2 separate regions of the Homo sapiens genome follow, and region 2 is linked to region 1. Evidence: read pairs that join two places in POLR2A ChIA-PET (ENCODE). Cell type or tissue: A673. All regions are shown on one strand.

Region 1 (8,000 bases):
TTGTATTTTTAGTAGAGATGGGGTTTCACCATGTTGGCCAGGCTGGTCTCAAATTTCTGACCTCAGGTGATCCACCTGTCTCAGCCTCCCAAAGTGCTAGGATTACAGGCATGAGCCACCACGCCCAGCCTGGTGCAGTTTTTTAGAAGGCACTTTGGTAATGGCTATCAAGAATGTACACTCGGTACCTAAGGGCACACCTGGGCTCAGACCTTGATTTCTGAAACTATTCCCCACTTAAAGGAAACCAGGGTTCCTTAAAAAGAAAGACTGATTCCAGGGCTGGGGCAAGGACAGTACAAGAGGAGTCTAGAACATCTTGTCATGCTAGTAAGTAAGTGAAATGCTCAAAACAAATTCCTGATAGTAAGTGGGAAGAAGAAGAGAAAGTTCTTCCTTACAGCAGAATGTCAACTGATAAATGTAGAAGGAAAATCTCTTTGGAGCCAGTATAGAATAATAGACTCAGGCAACAATCATCACTGGATGTTAAAACCACTGGGTGAGGCTGGGCGCAGTGGCTCACACCTGTAATCCCAGCACTTTGGGATCATGAGGTCAGGAGATCGAGACCATACTGGCTAACACGGTGAAACCCCGTCTCTACTAAAAAAAATACAAAAAATTAGCCGGGCAGATGGCGGGCACCTGTAGTCCCAGCTACTCGGGAGGCTGAGGCAGGAGAATGGTGTGAACCCAGGAGGCGGAGCTTGCAGTGAGCCAAGATTGCACCACTGCACTCCAGCCTGGGCAACAGAGCGAGACTCTGTCTCAAAACAAAACAAAACAAAACAAAAAAACACAAAAAAACCACTGGGTGAACGTTTAAAGAGAAACATGTATTTTACATAGTTTCAAATATCTCCCCCAGCTTATTACTGACAAAGATAAAAATGGCACTTGACACTAGAGAAAGCTGGTTGAAACTGTGTTAACCAAGCGTTCAAAAGTTAATATCTCCAACAATGGGACACCATGTGCCTCCTGATCCCATGTACTGAGGCAACCAGGGGATCACCTGAGGCGGGTGGATTACCTGAGGTCAGGAGTTTGAGACCAGCCTGGCCAACATGGTGAAACCCTGGCTCTACTAAAAATGCAAAAAAATTGGTCAGATATGATGGCGCGCACCAGTAGCCCCAGCTACTCGGGAGGCTGAGGAGGGAGAATCTCTTAAACCTGGGAGGCGGAGGTTGCAGTGAGCCAAGATCAGGCCACTGTACTCCAGCCTGGGTGACAGAGCGAGACTGTCTCAAAAAAAAAAAAAAAAAAAAAAAAAGACAAATTTGGTGGGTAAAATATAACTTTAAATATACAAACCCTGGCCAGGTGCAGTGGCTCACGCCTGTAATCTCAACACTTTAGGAGGCGAAGGCAGGCAGATCACTTGAGGTCAGGAGTTCAAGACCAGCCTGACCAACATGGTGAAGCCCCGTCTCTACTAAAAAGACAAAATTAGCTGGGCATGGTGGCACATGCCTGTAATCCCAGCTACTTGGGAGGCTGAGGCAGGAGAATTGCCTGAATCTGGGAGGCAGAGCTTGTAGTGAGCCAAGATCCCACCACTGCACTCCAGCCTGGGCAACAAGAGTGAAACTCCATCTTTAAAAAAAAAAAAACAAACAAATACAAAAATTAGCCCGGTGTGGTGGCATTCGCCTGTAATTCCAGTTACTCAGGAAGCAGAGGTATGAGAATTGCTTGAACCCGGGAGACAGAGGCTGCAGTGAGCCCAGATTACACCACTGCACTCCAATCTGGGCAACAGAGCAAGACTGTCTCAAAAAAAAAAGGATGAGGTAGATTTCTATAAAGAACTCCAAGATGAAAGTAAATGAAACTAAATGAAAACAAGGTACAGAATACTCTGCTTAGTATACTTAATTATGAAAAAACATAGTAAGATCCCTACCTCACTCCTTAGATAAATTCCTTTTTTTTTTTTGAGACGGAGTCTTGCTCTGTCACCCAGGATGGAGTGCAATGGTGCAATCTTGGCTCACTGCAACCACTGCCCCCAGTTCAAGCAATTCTTCTGCCTCAGCCTCCCAAGTAGCAGCAACTACAGGTGTGCACCACCACGCCTGGCTAATTTTTGTATTTTTAGTAGAGACAGGGTTTCACCATGTTAGCCAGGCTAATTTCGAACTCCTGACCTCAGGTGATCCCCTCAACTTGGCCTTCCAAAATGCTGGGATTACAGGCATGAGCCACTGTGCCTGGCAATTCCCCCCCCACCTTTTTTTTTTTTGAGACAGAGTTTCACTCTTGTCACCCAGACTGGAGTGCAATGGCATGATCTCGGCTTACTGCAACTTCTGCCTCCTGGGTTCAAGTGATTCTCCTGCCTCAGCCTCCAGAGTATCTGGGATTACAGGCATGCACCACTACACCCAGCTAATTTTTGTATTATTAGTAGAGACGGGGTTTTTCCATGTTGGCCAGGCTGGTGTCAAACTCCTAACCTCAGGTGATTCACATGCCTTGGCCTCCCAAAGTGCTGGGATTACAGGCGTGAGCCACTGCGCCCAGCCTAATTCCTTATTTTTTAAAATGAAAAAATAAATCTTTCGTAAATGCTCTAGAAAAAAAGTGTGATTTAAGAAAAAAATCTTAAAGTTAAGAAAAGCCATAGTTGACACTATTGATAAATAATACAACCACTAGAAAATTACTTCAGAAAGAAAATTATCTGATAACTAAAACAAAGGAATGAAAGAAGAGCTCCACACTCTACATAAAGCACTTCTGGAGGAAAACATAAAGAAGTGTTCACACCTGGGGAGTGGTTACTTCTTGGGAGAGGGATAAGAGGGATACTATTTTCATTTTATTCCTTTCTGTAAAATTTAAATAATGCATAATTTATTAAACGTATATTTTGATAATTCTATTGTAATTTATATATCATATTAAATACTGTAATTTATTTTTATAATTATTTTATAATTTTTTAAAATTAGAGACAGGGTTTTGCCATGTTGCCTAGGTTGGTCTTGAACCCCGGCCTCAAGTGATCTGCCCGCCTCAGCTTCCCAAAGTGCTGGGAATACAGGTGTGAGCCACTGTGCCTGGCCCACATAACATAATCTATAATATAATCTTAGTAAATACAAATTCAGCATAGTTTAAGGTAAATAATGAAACATTTCAGCATGGTCTGCCTGCCCCACCCCACCAGCCCCTCTCACCCAGCTTCATCTTCTTGAGTGTGGAGTCCGAGTCATCGCGGGGCCGCTTGCGGGTGTCCTTGCTGCTCGGCATGTTGCGGGCGATCTCGGCCTGAGGTGTGCCCAGGTCCACCAGCAGGGTGGTGATCTGGGCCTGGAACTCCAAGGAAGCCGGGTGCTTCAGCACACTCAACAGGTGCAGCTTCAGATTCTTACGCACACTGCTCACCTGCGATTTGGCCAGCGTCGGGGGCAGGTTGGCTGTGAGGAAAGTGGCAGGAGCTGTGTCTTGTGGAAGATCTCATGGCATGCTGCCAGTCTTAATTCTCAACCCCAAACTTGGGCAGTGGTCTTGCAGGCATCTACTAGAAAAGTTCCTTCACCCTCAGATCTAACGTGTGGCTTTCCGCCTTACAAGCTGATGCTTCAAACCCTGGGGGTCTCCATCAGTATCAGTCAATCTTAAAGAGAAAAACTCACCCTCTCTTTTAGTAAATACATACAATTTCGTCCTCCTCCATCTCTGGTCTGGAAATTCACATATGCTTCGCTTGGGGAGGGTTATAATCACCACTTTTGCCTCCAGAAACCCCCAACTGAACTGCTGCAACAGCTCACTGCTAGTCTCCCTGACGCCAGGATGACTTTCTAATGGTCACCCTGATAAGTGAGCCTCCCCTGTTCCACAGTGAAAAAGGATGCCTGTAATTCTGCCTGCCTAGCATCCACTGCCCCTTCCTCAGCCAACAACACAACCCACTCTCCGTTAAGGGAGACCCCCCTTCTCCAGTCTCCTTCCGAGTGGGCATGAGACCTGGGGCCAGTGAGAATACCACATTCCCTTGGCCACTGTAATTGGCTCAGAGACTGGCTCATAATCTCTGCTCAGCCAATCAGAAACAATGACCGTCAGCCCTTGGACTTCTGCTGGAATGGTTGGGAAGGAGACACTCTCTTTCCCATGGTGTTGCTAAGTGAACGGAATGGGAGCCATGAACTATGGGGGGCCATCTTTGCTACCCTAAGGAAAGGGCCAGAGAGTGAAACTAAAATGGAGAAACAAAGAGCTGAGAGATGGAGAAATGCAGATCCACGACCTGTACGCATTCATACCCCAACCCCAGACTTCTCGGTTTTCGTTTCACAAAACAGAGAAAATGGTATGAGTCTCTGTGTACCCATCAACATTTCGCTAATCTTGGAACATCTATCCTCCCTTTTGGTGGGGGGAGAGGACTGGAATATTTGAAAGTATTTCACAGACATCATGTCATTTCACCCCCACATACCTCAATATTAAAGCCAGTCCTGAATCAAGTTTCTGTCACATGCCAAAAGATTCCTGTCTAATGTAGAGAATCTCAGGCCTGCCAGATGGATGACTAGCGCTCGGGGTCCACCACGGAGCTACATTTCTTTAAGAATGAGCAGGCTGAGGCCGGGTGCAGTGGCTCACACCTGTAATCCCAGCACTTTAGGAGGCCGAGGCAGGCGAATCACAAGGTCAAGAGATAGAGATCATCCTGGCCAACACGGTGAAACCCCGTCTCTACTAAAAGTAAACAAATTAGCTGGGTGTGGTGGTGTGTCCTGTAATCCCAGCTACTCGGGAGGCTGAGGCAGGAGAATCACTTGAACTGGGGAGGCAGAGGTTGCAGTGAGCCAAGATTGCACCACTGCACTCCAGCCTGGTGACAGAGCGAGACTCTGTCTCAAAAAAAAAAAAAAAAAAAAAAAAAAAAGAAAGAGCAGACTGGCCAGTGAAGAGAAGGCAGGGGGAGGGGGGAGGACAATGACCTACCATGCAGAGTTTCATAGGCCTGGATCACCTCAGACATGAACATGGGTCTCTGGCGGGCGATATTGGCAAGGGAGCCCAGCGCTGTGGTCAGGTTGATGGAGGAGATGGCAGGGTGCACCATGAACTTAAGCAGCTGCTCCAAGGCTGCCTTGCCCTCTTCCCATAGCACGTCTAAGAGACAGAGAGGAGAACCAGTCAGTGGGATCCGTTTTCCCAGGCCTCTGGAGACAGCAGCTTTTGGGACTAAAAGGAAGGACAGATCCTGGTACCTAGATGTCTATGAATGGCGGGAAAAACAGAAAATGTGGTGGTTGATTAGTTCTATGAGACTATTAATGAGTATAAAAATTTAGTTATAAGGGGCTAGACGCAGTGGCTCATGCCTGTAATCCCAGCACTTTGGGAGGCCAAGGCAGGCAGATCACTTGAGGTCAGGAGTTCAAGACCAGCCTGGCCAACATGGTAAAACCCCGTCTCTACTAAAAATACAAGAAATTAGCCCAGGTGTGAAGGCCTGTGCCTGTAATCCCAGCTACTTGGGAGGCTGAGGCAGGAGAATCGCTTGAACCCAGGAGGCAGAGGTTGCAGTGAGCCGAGATCGCGCCACTGCACTCCAGCCTGGGTGACAGAGTTGGACTCCATATTAAAAAAAAAAAAAATTTAGTTATAAAGATGTTCAAAGCATGGGCTTGCAATAGTGAAAGACTAGAATACATGTGTATATACACACAACTCAAAGTCCCTTGTGACACCACTCCCCTCAATACAGTCCCCAAAATTAATGCTTAAAACTTTGGTGGATATCTTTCCAGACCTTTCCTATACAGAAACATAACGAATGCCATATATATGTTTTTAACTTAAAAAATTTTAATGGGTATATAGTAGGTGTAAATAATTATGGGGTACATGAGATTTTGATACAGGCATGCAATGCATAATTATCACCATCAGGGTAAATGGGGTCTCCATCACAAGCATTTATCCGTTTTGTTACACACAATCCAATTATACTATTTCAATTATTTTAAAATGTATGATTATTTTTTAGTATAGTTACCCTGCTGTGCTATCAAATACTGGATCTTTTTTTTTTTCCCTGAGATGGGGTCTCACTCTGTCACCCAGAGTGGAAAGCAGTGGCGTGATCTCGGCTCACTGCAACCTCCACCACCCAGACTCAGGTGATCCTCTCAACTCAGCCTCCTGAGCTGCTGAGACCACAGGCACATGCCACCATGCTTGGCTATCAAATACTAGATCTTATTTGTTCTAACTATTTTTTTGTACCCATTAACCATTCCCACTTCCTCCCCAACCGCCCATTACCCTTTTCAGCCTCTGGTAACCATCATTCTACCGTCTGTCTCCATGAGTTCAATTGTTTTCATTTCTAGCTCTCACAAATAAGTGAGAACATGCAAAGTTGTCTTTCGGTGCCTGGCTTATTTCACTTAATGACTTCCACTTCCATCCATGTTGTTGCAAATGACAGGATCTCCTTCTTTTTTATGGCTGAATAGTATTCAATTGTGTATGAGTACCACATTTTCTTTATCTATTACTCTGTTGATGAATACTTAGTTTGCTCCGAAGTCTTGGCTATTCTGACTAGTGCTGCAATGAATATGGAAGTGCGGGTTATCTTTTTGATACAGTGATTTCCTTTATTTCGGTTACATATCCAGCAGTGGGATTGCTGAATCATATGGTAGCTCAATTTTTAATTTTTTGAGGAACCTCAAAACTCCAAACAATTTTTAGGCTGTAGTAAGTGACATTCTCACCAACAGTGTACAAGTGTTTCCCTTTCTCCACATCCTCGCCAGCATTTGTTGTCTTTTTGATAAAAGTCACTTTAACTGGGGTGAGACATTTCATTGTAGTTTTGACTTGAACGCCACATTATTTAAAATAGTGAATTAGGCCGGGCGCGGTGGCTCACGCCTGTAATCCCAGCACTTTGGGAGGCCGAGGTGGGCAGATCACGAGGTCAGGAGATCAAGACCATCCTGGCTAACACAGTGAAACCCTGTCTCTACTAAAAATACAAAAAATTAGCCGGGCGTGGTGGCGGGCACCTGTGGTCCCAGCTACTCGGGAGGCTGAGGCAGGAGAATGGCGTGAACACGGGAGGCGGAGCATGCAGTGAGCCGAGATAGCGCTACTGCACTCCAGCCTGGGTGAAAGAGCGAGACTCCGTCTCAAAAAATAAAAGTGAATTAAAAATCTAAATGACCATCAACAGAGCATTGCTTAATAGAATGTAATGTAACTATACTATGGAATATGGTATAGCAACTATATGATTCTCACAGGGAAGGACGTCACTGATACTATTAAGTCAAAAAGGCTGTCAAACAATACATAAGAATAGTTAATATTTATGGAATGTTTACTATTCCAGCCATATTAATACACCAAATGCTCATACCTACATCCTAAATTAGATGCCATAATAACGATCCCCAATTTACCAATGAGGAATCAGGCTCAGAGACAAGGGAAAATAGGCTGTGTGTCAGACACAAGCTACTATAATGTCTCTGAGATGAAAACACAAAGCATGGCCTCATTTTTGCAAACAGAAAAGCAAACAAATGCAGACACTATGCATATACACATACAAATACCTACATGTGCACAGGAAAGATCTGAAAGGAAACATAATACTCTTAACAGTGTTTATCTCTGGAAAGCAGGACTGAGGGAGGGGACATTATTCCTTTTGATTCACCCATATTGCTTGACACCAAGTGTATATATAGTACTTTTTTTTTTTTTGAGACAGTCTCATTCTGTCACCCAGGCTGGAGTGCAGTGGCACAGTCTCAGCTCACTGCAACCTCTGCCTCCTGGGTTCAAGCGATTCTCGTGCCTCAGCCTCCCAAGTAGCTGGGATTACAGGTGCCCGCCACCATGCCCGGCTAATTTTTGTATTTTCAGTAGATAAGGGGTTTCACCATGTTGGCCAGGGTGGTCTCGAACTCCTGACCCCAAGTGATCTGCCTGCCTTGGCCTCTCAAAAT
Region 2 (8,000 bases), 340 kb after region 1:
TTCAAACTTACAGATAATAAAATTGAATAATTCACAGTGAGGTTAAGCAGCTGACTCAGGACTACAAAGATAGTAAGAATCAGAATCAGCATTTGAACCCAAAGTATCTAACTGTAGAGCCCAGGTTCTTAAACATCACTCTACAATGCCTCCATGCAGGGCAGGGAATAGAGTTGAATGAGAGAGGTATACATCTCTGGTGCAAAATTTAAGAGGGTGTCAAAAAATGAGTAAGGTAATACTTTGTGCCAAAAAATGAATAAGATAAGTAATACTTTGTGCAATTTTTTTTTTTAGACAGTCTCGCTGTGTCACCCAGACTGGAGTGCAATGGCATGATCTCTACTCAGCTGCAACCTCTGCCTCCCAGGTTCAAGTGATTCTCCTGCCTCAGCCTCCCGAGCAGCTGGGATTACAGGCGCCCGCCACCACACCTGGCTAATTTTTTTGTATTTTTAGTAGAGACGGGGTTTCACCATTTTGGCCAGGCTGGTCTCGAACTCCTGACCTCAAGTGATCCTCCTGCCTCAGCCTCCCAAAGTGCTGGGATTACAAGCATGAGCCACCGTGCCTGGCACTATTTTTTTTTTTTTTTTTGAAACGGAGTCTCGCTCTGTCACCCAGGCTGGAGTTCAGTGGCACAATCTCGGCTCACTGCAACCTCCACCTCCCTGGTTCAAGCGATTGTCCTGCCTTAGCCTCCTGAGTAGCTGGGATTACAGGTGCATGCCACTACGCCCGACTAATTTTTTTTTTTTTTTTTTTTTTTTGAGTGGAGACGGGGTTTCACCACGTTGGTCAGGCTGGTCTTGAACTCCTGACCTCGTGATCTGCCCGCCTCGGCCTCCTAAAGTCCTGGGATTACAGGCGTGAGCCACCGTTCCCAGCCCAGCACTATTTTTAAAAATCAAAATTAATGCCAAAAAAAAAAAAAGAAAAGAAAACTGGAGAAGGATCCAATTGGATGACTAGATGCAGGTAGTATGTGCCTCTTCCACAGAGAGGAACAAAAACAGGAAGTAGATATTCACATTTTGAATATATTGTTTAGGAGAGAATTCTAGCATTGACCAGGCAAGAGACAGGAAACAGCAGAAGTAAGTAACAAGAGGGTTTGAGGCCACTCGCCCACTTGGGGACACACTGAGAGCTGGAGATGCTCTAGGATGCAGGAAAACAGTGAGAGAGAAACCCGCAGGGATCCAAAATGAGCTTTTATAATCTTGACTCTGGGAGAAACCCTCAACCACTAAGGCCACAGGCCTGACATACAGAGCTGCCTAAAGATTGCACAGGGCCATTGCTGCAGAAAGGGAGCCCTCACAGAAGCCCACAGGCATCTGAACCTGGAATAACCTCAACTGGGAGCCATTTGAGAGCCCAGATGCCAGGGATCTACACATGTGGGTGCTGCTCCTAGGGGGAAGTGGGGATCCTAGGGGCTGTCATTCACCCCTGGGAGGGTCCCTGCCACCCTGCAGCAGGCTGCTGTTGAGACTGCGATGTGACCGGACCACACTCCCCCCAGCCTGTTGCCCATGCTGCTTGCCTGAGATGCGCCCCATCCTCTCTGGTCCAAGGCTGAAAGCACCATTTTCAGTTTATCACTGGGCTGCACCCCACATTCAGGCCAAGTTGGAGGCAATGTGACTGAATCTATTGCCCAGTTGGGAGAAGAAAAGGGGAGTCCAAGCTCTTCTAAGCACACGCATTACCCTACCCACTGCCCTTATCACTTTATGTGGTTCCAGATATCTTGAAGGTTTTGCTCATTCTTCAATCTTTTTTAGCCCTTAATTTTGTTTGACTGGATTGTTTCAAAAGATCTGTCCTCTACTAAAAAAAAAAAATAGCTGGGCATGGTGGTGCAAACCTGTAGTTACAGCTACTCGGGAGGCTGGGGTGGCAGGATTGCTTGAGGTGGAGTTCGAGACCAGCCTGGCCAACATGGTGAAACCCTGTCTCTACTGAAAATACAAAAATTAGCGGTGTGGTGGTGGGCACCTATAATCCCAGCTAATGGGGAGGCTGAGGTGGGAGGATCACTTGAGCCTGGGAGGCAGAGGTTGTAGTGAGCTGAGATCGTACCACTACCCTCCAGCTTGGATGATAGAGTGAGACTCCGTCTCAAAACAATATACAGATAGTTTACTTAATCCTTTATCAAATGTGTACTGAACTAGGAATCAGGCAATGTAATATATATATACATATATATATACGCATTATATATAAAATACTCCACATAAGAATAAAAAAAGATGTAATTATGCACATCAGGCCATCAAAGAATGAGAAAGAATGAGAAAACTCTTGGGGACATGGTCCAAGGTAGTCAAGAGCCCCAACATTTTAGGGTCCAGGGACCCTTCCAAATCCCTTTGGAGAGTCCTCCTACCCCTCACTCCCTGCTGTCCTGTGATTCCACCCCCACCTGGACACAGGAGGGTGAGGATGGAGGCTGCAGCTGGGGGAGATGAGGGGCACTGCAGATGGGCTGGGAGATGCAGTGGGGCAGTGAGAGACCAGGAGGAGCTCTAAACCAAAAATAAAATCTTCAGCTCCCCAGCCAACTGGACAGAGCCTCTCTTGGCCAAGGTGACCCAAGAGAAATCTGAAAAACTAAATTCCAGGCCATGATGGGAAGGGAGGTCAGACACCCCTTGTGTTCAATCCCTTCCCTCTTGGAGTTTAGGCACAACTGGCCATCATTAACATTAAAATAGAGAGCGTGGCCGGGTGCGGTGGTTCACGCCTGTAATCCCAGCACTTTGAGAGGCCGAGGCGGGTGGATCATGAGGTCAGGAGTTCGAGACCAGCCTGACCAACATGATGAAACCCTGTCTCTACTAAAAATAAAAAAATTAGTCGGGCATGGTGGCGCATGCCTGTAATCCCAGCTACTCAGGAGGCTGAGGCAGGAGAATCACTTGAACCCAGGAGGCGGAGGTTGCAGTGAGCCAAGATCGTGCCACTGCACTCCAGCCTGGGCAACAGAGCAAGACTCTGCCTCAAAAAGAAAAAAAAAATAGAGATCGTAAGGCTAACACAACAGACTCTGTGACAATAAGATACCAAATTTCAACCTGACTGTCTTATAACATCACACTACAGATAGCCAGCCCTGAAGGAAATCAAAATATTTTGCCCCAAAATATAATTCTTTGACATATTTTAAAATGGCCCTACAAAGCCATTTTTTTATGGGAGAAATTTACAACTGTACAGAATCTCCTTCCCATTCTAGGTCTTTCCCAGATCTAGGAGAGATTAAATGAGAGTCTGACACCTTTTAGGTCTAAAAAGAAACATTTATCATCTATTCTCTCTGAAGCCTGCTACCTTGAGATTTCATCTACATAAAAAGAACCTTGGTTTCCACAACTTCCCTTATCTGAACGCAAGCATTACTTTCTACTGACTTCAAGTCTTTAGAGATAGCTTAGCTCTTTCAACCAATCAGAAAATCTTTGAATCCACCCATAAGCCCCCACTTCAAAATGCCCTGCATTTTCAGGCTGAACCAATGTATACCTTACGTGTATTGATTTATGTCTTTGCCTGTAGCTTCTGTCTCCCTAAAATATATAAAACCAAGCTGTAACCTGACCAACTCAGGCACACTTTCTCAGAACTTCCTCGACTCTGTTCCCCAGACTGTGGTCACTCACATTGGCTCAGAATAAACCTCTTTAAATATTTTACAGAGTTTGGTTTTTTCATCAACACAGTGAGTAGAGCAGAGAGAAGAGGCAGAGAGAGAAGACCAGGGTGGGAGAGACGAGGATAGGTGAGGAGAGGAGGAGAAAGAGGCAGGGCTGCAGGGGTCCGGGCAGATCTGGTTGTGGGGTGGGGGGTCTGTGAGAGGCAGGGATGCAGGGGTCTGGGCAGAACTAGTTGTGGGGTGCAGAGTCTGTGAGAGGCAGGACTGCAGGGTGAGCTCTGAGCAGAGCTGGTCATGGGGTGGGGAGTCTGTGAGAGGCAGGGGTGCAGGAGTCTGAGCAGAGCTGGTTGTGGGGTGCGGGGTCTGTGAGAGGCAGGGCTGCAGAGGTGCAGGTGTCTGAGCAGAGCTGGTCATAGGGTGGGGGGGGTCTGTGAGAGGCAGGGGTGCAGGAGTCTGAGCAGAGCTGGTTGTGGTGTGCAGGGTCTGTGAGAGGCAGGGGTTTGCAGGAGGGGAAGGATCTGAGCAGCCTGACTTGGGCTCGGGTGGGGTCCTCCTTACTTGACGTGCAGCTGCTGGTCTCCACTCTGCTCAGTCAGGCTTCACATCGGGTCTGATGAATCCGAGCACAGCAGGAAAGAGGGTAGAATGGAAGAGCATTTATGAGGATGGGTGGATCGTTTACTGAACAGTGGCATCTCAGGACAAACATTGCTGTTGGGCTGGGCTCAGTGGCTCATGCCTATAATCCCAGCCCTTTGGGAGGCCACGAGGGGAGGTCAGGAGTTCAAGACCAGCTTGACCAACGTGATGAAACTCCATCTCTGCTGAAAACACAAAAATTAGCCGGGAGTGTTGGTGCATGCCTGTAATCCCACCTACTCGGGGGGCTGAGGCATAAGAATTGCTTGATCCCGGGAGGTGGAGGTTGCAGTGAGCTGAGATTGTGCCACTGCACTCCAGCCTGGGCGACAGAGTGAGACTCTGTCTCAAAAAAAGCAAAAACAAAAAAACATTGCTATTGGTTGGGGGTGGCAGAGATTATAGAGATTCCCCCAGGGTTTTCCCTCTTGTTGGTAACACCTCACCATCTCTCCAGAAGACAAATACACGCATCTGTGATGTATATATTCATATATGAGAAACAGGAATGCTGCAATGGAGTTTCGTATTCAGACTAGCCCTAACTCCATCTTGATTGAGAGCCAAGAAAACACCTGCTTTACTGAGGCACTGGTATTTTGATGATATTTTTCTTTTTTTTTTTTTTCTGAGACAGAGTCTCCCTCTGTTGCGCAGGCTGGAGTGCAGTGGCACGATCTCAGCTCACTGCAACCTCCACCTCCCGAGTTCAAGCAATTCTCCTGCCACAGCCTCACGAGTAGCTGGAACTACAGGCACCTGCCACTATACTCGGCTAATTTTTGTGTTTTTAGTAGAGACAGGGTTTCTCCATATTGACCAGGCTGGTCTCGAACTCCTGACCTTGTGATCCGCCTGCCTTGGCCTCCCAAAGTGCTGAGATTACAAGCGTGAGCCACCGCGCCCAGCAGTATTTTGATAATTTTAAAATAGCCTTTTATATTTACTACATTTGTATTAGTCAAGGTTCTCTAGAGGACACAACTAATAGGATATATGTATATATGAAAGGGAGTTTATTAAGGAGAATTGACTCACATGACTGTAAGGTGAAGTCCCACAATAGGCATCTGCAAGCTGAGGAGCAAGGAAGCCAGCAGTGGCTCAGTCTGAGTCCCAAAACCTGAAAAATATGACAGTGAAGCTGACGGTGCAGGCTTCAGTCTGTGGCGGAAGCCCTGAGAGCACCTGGCAAACCACTGGTGTAAGTCCAAGGGTCCAAAAGTCAAAGAACCTGAAGTCTTGATGTTCAAGAGCAGGGAAGCATCCAGCACAGAAGAAAGATGAAGGCCTGGACGACTCAGCAAGTTGACTCATTCCGTTTTCTTTGGCCTACTTTTCCTAGCTGGGCTGGCAGCCGATTGGATGGTGCCCCCCCAGATTGAGGGTGGGTCTGCTGCTCCCAGTGCACTGACTCAGATGTGAATCTCCTCTGGCAATGCCCTCTCAGACACACCTAGCAACAATATTTTGCATTCTTGTATTCAATCAAGTTGATACTTAATATTTGCCATCCCAACATTGAAACCTCCTTTGCAGAATTATAAGTAAGGAGAGAAATCAAACATGACTGACTCCATCTTGCTTCCAGCCTCACTGCTACATTTGGTTGTGTGTTGTGTGTTTTCTGTTTTATTTATTTATTTATTTATTTATTTCTTATTCCAGCACAGAGACCAAGATAACTATGAGAGGAATTTAACTTATAGTTCAACTTGCAGACAAGGGAAACTGACCCTCCTTCTTGTCCAGAGATTGAAGCCACATTCATAAGGTGAGTTTAAAATTATGGAAGGGGACTTGAATTTTGCTAAAGAATAGGCGTGGTCAAACAATGACCTGCCATCACTTAACTTGTTTTTCTATAAGTTGCTTCCTGCCCCAGAGTCACATAACAGGGGGTTGCAAGATTTATAACTTCCCCAACTACCTCTGTAGATCACATCACTATTGTGAAACCTAAAGCACTGATCTTTGAGAGAGTTTTCAGATTTAGCACTTCGGCAGACCCAGGGCTGCCGCCTGGTCCTGACACTCCCTCCCAGGAACTGACTCAGCTGCGTAAAGACAGCTTTAGACGTCCCTGTGATGTCATCAACTGTTTCAGTTTCCCAGCTCCCTGCCTGTCAAAGGATCCTTAAAAAGCCCTGGCCCCCAAATTCTTGGAGAGACGGGTTTGAGGAGTTTCTCTCTGTTTTCCTTGCTTGGCTAGCCATGAAATAACAAAAGTCTTTGCAACAATACTGGTTGTTCTCAGTATATTTGGCTCTCTGGGCAGTGGGCAAGGTGAACTTGTAGGATTGTTACAACCTGATTACCTTCCCAGTACCTCTCCTTTCTCCCTCCAGATCTGGTCTCCAGTCAGACATCATTTTCTTTCATTAGGAAGAACTTTCTTTTTAGCATCTCCTATAATACATGTTCACTGGCAACAATTTCCCTGAACTTTTGTGTGCATAAAAATATACTCATTTTATATCATTATTTTTGAATGGTATTTTCAGTGGATAAAGAATTCTGGACCAGGCGCAGTGGCTCACACCTGTAATCCCAACACTTTGAGAGGCCGAGGTGGGCAGATCACAAGGTCAGGAGTTCGAGATGAGCCTGGCCAACATAGTGAAACCCCGTCTCTACTAAAAATACAAAAATTAGCCGGGCTTGGTGGTGCATGCCTGTAGTCCCAGCTACCAGGAAGCCTGTGGCAGGAGAATTGCTTGAACCTGGAAGGCAGAGGTTGTGGTGAGCCAAGATCGCACCACTGCACTCCAGCCTGGGCAACAGAGAAAGACTTTGCCTAAAAAAAAAAAAAAAAAAAAAAAAATTCTGGATGCCCAGAACATTTTTTCTCTCACAATTTGCTTGTGTTTTTTTAGTGCATTCTTAATTACTGTTTATATTGAGATCTTAACATAATTTCTATTTGCTAAAAGAAAACTTGAGCCAAGTACAAGAAAAAACTTATAATGTCACAGGCATAGCTTAAGTCCTTTTTTGTTAGCTGAGTTGATTGAGGCATAATGTACATACAGTAAACTCCATCCGTTCCGTGCACTGAACTTGTTGTGTGAGTTGGAGATTGGATCCTTTCTTTCTCGATGCACGTGTCAGCCACGGTGTTGCATGTGTCAGATCGTCCCTTTTCATTGCCGAGCAGGACTTTGCTGATGACTGTACTGCCGTTAGTTTCTCCATCCACCTGCTGAAGGACATTGGGTCAGTGTGGCCCTGCCTTTCCCTGCCTCCTCTCCCTACACTCCTGCCCTCTGTCTTGTGGTTTCTCCCCATCTCTCCTGCCTCTCTCTGTCATCTCTCTTGTCTCTCCTCACATTCTCTAGTCTCTCCTCACCTCACCCCTTTCTCCCTTTCTCCTCATACTCTTCTCAATGCTTCCCACTTCTCCCCATCTCTCCCAGACTGTATTACTCCATTCTCACACTGCTATAAAGCTACTGCCTGAGATTGGGTAATTTATAAACAAAAGAGATTAATTGACTCACAGTTCCATGTGGCTGGGGAGGCCTCGGGAAACTCGACTTCAATTATCATGGTGGAAAGCAAAGGGGGAAGCAAAGGCATGTCGTACATGGCAGCAGGAGAGCAAGACGGGGGACGTGCCACATTTTTAAACCATCAGATCTCATGAGAATTCACTCACTATCATGAGAACAGCATGAAGGAACCACCCCCATCATCC

Evidence for each region. Peaks named below come from ENCODE experiments on the same cell type or tissue, not always from the same donor. Only the 100,000 strongest peaks of a DNase experiment are listed, where the experiment ranks them.
Region 2: POLR2A ChIA-PET joins it to region 1 with 11 read pairs; 2 of 35 experiments call an interaction of 5 or more read pairs at or near these places.

What each region holds. Positions count from the first base shown.
Region 1 is chr19:45,839,059-45,847,058 of GRCh38, forward strand. SYMPK (symplekin scaffold protein) reads right to left here. Exons shown (of 27, transcript NM_004819.3): 8 at 4,972-5,142; 9 at 3,192-3,431. Among named protein-coding and RNA genes, the nearest start is that of SYMPK, 20 kb to the right of the region's middle. In A673, no CTCF peak of the experiment used is centred here; no DNase peak of the experiment used is centred here.
Region 2 is chr19:46,175,264-46,183,263 of GRCh38, forward strand. It overlaps LOC105372424 (a long non-coding RNA gene), which reads right to left and starts at 5,616. Exons shown (of 6, transcript NR_187895.1): 1 at 5,538-5,616; 2 at 5,342-5,426; 3 at 4,223-4,274. It also overlaps a transcript of IGFL2 not described here. In A673, no CTCF peak of the experiment used is centred here; no DNase peak of the experiment used is centred here.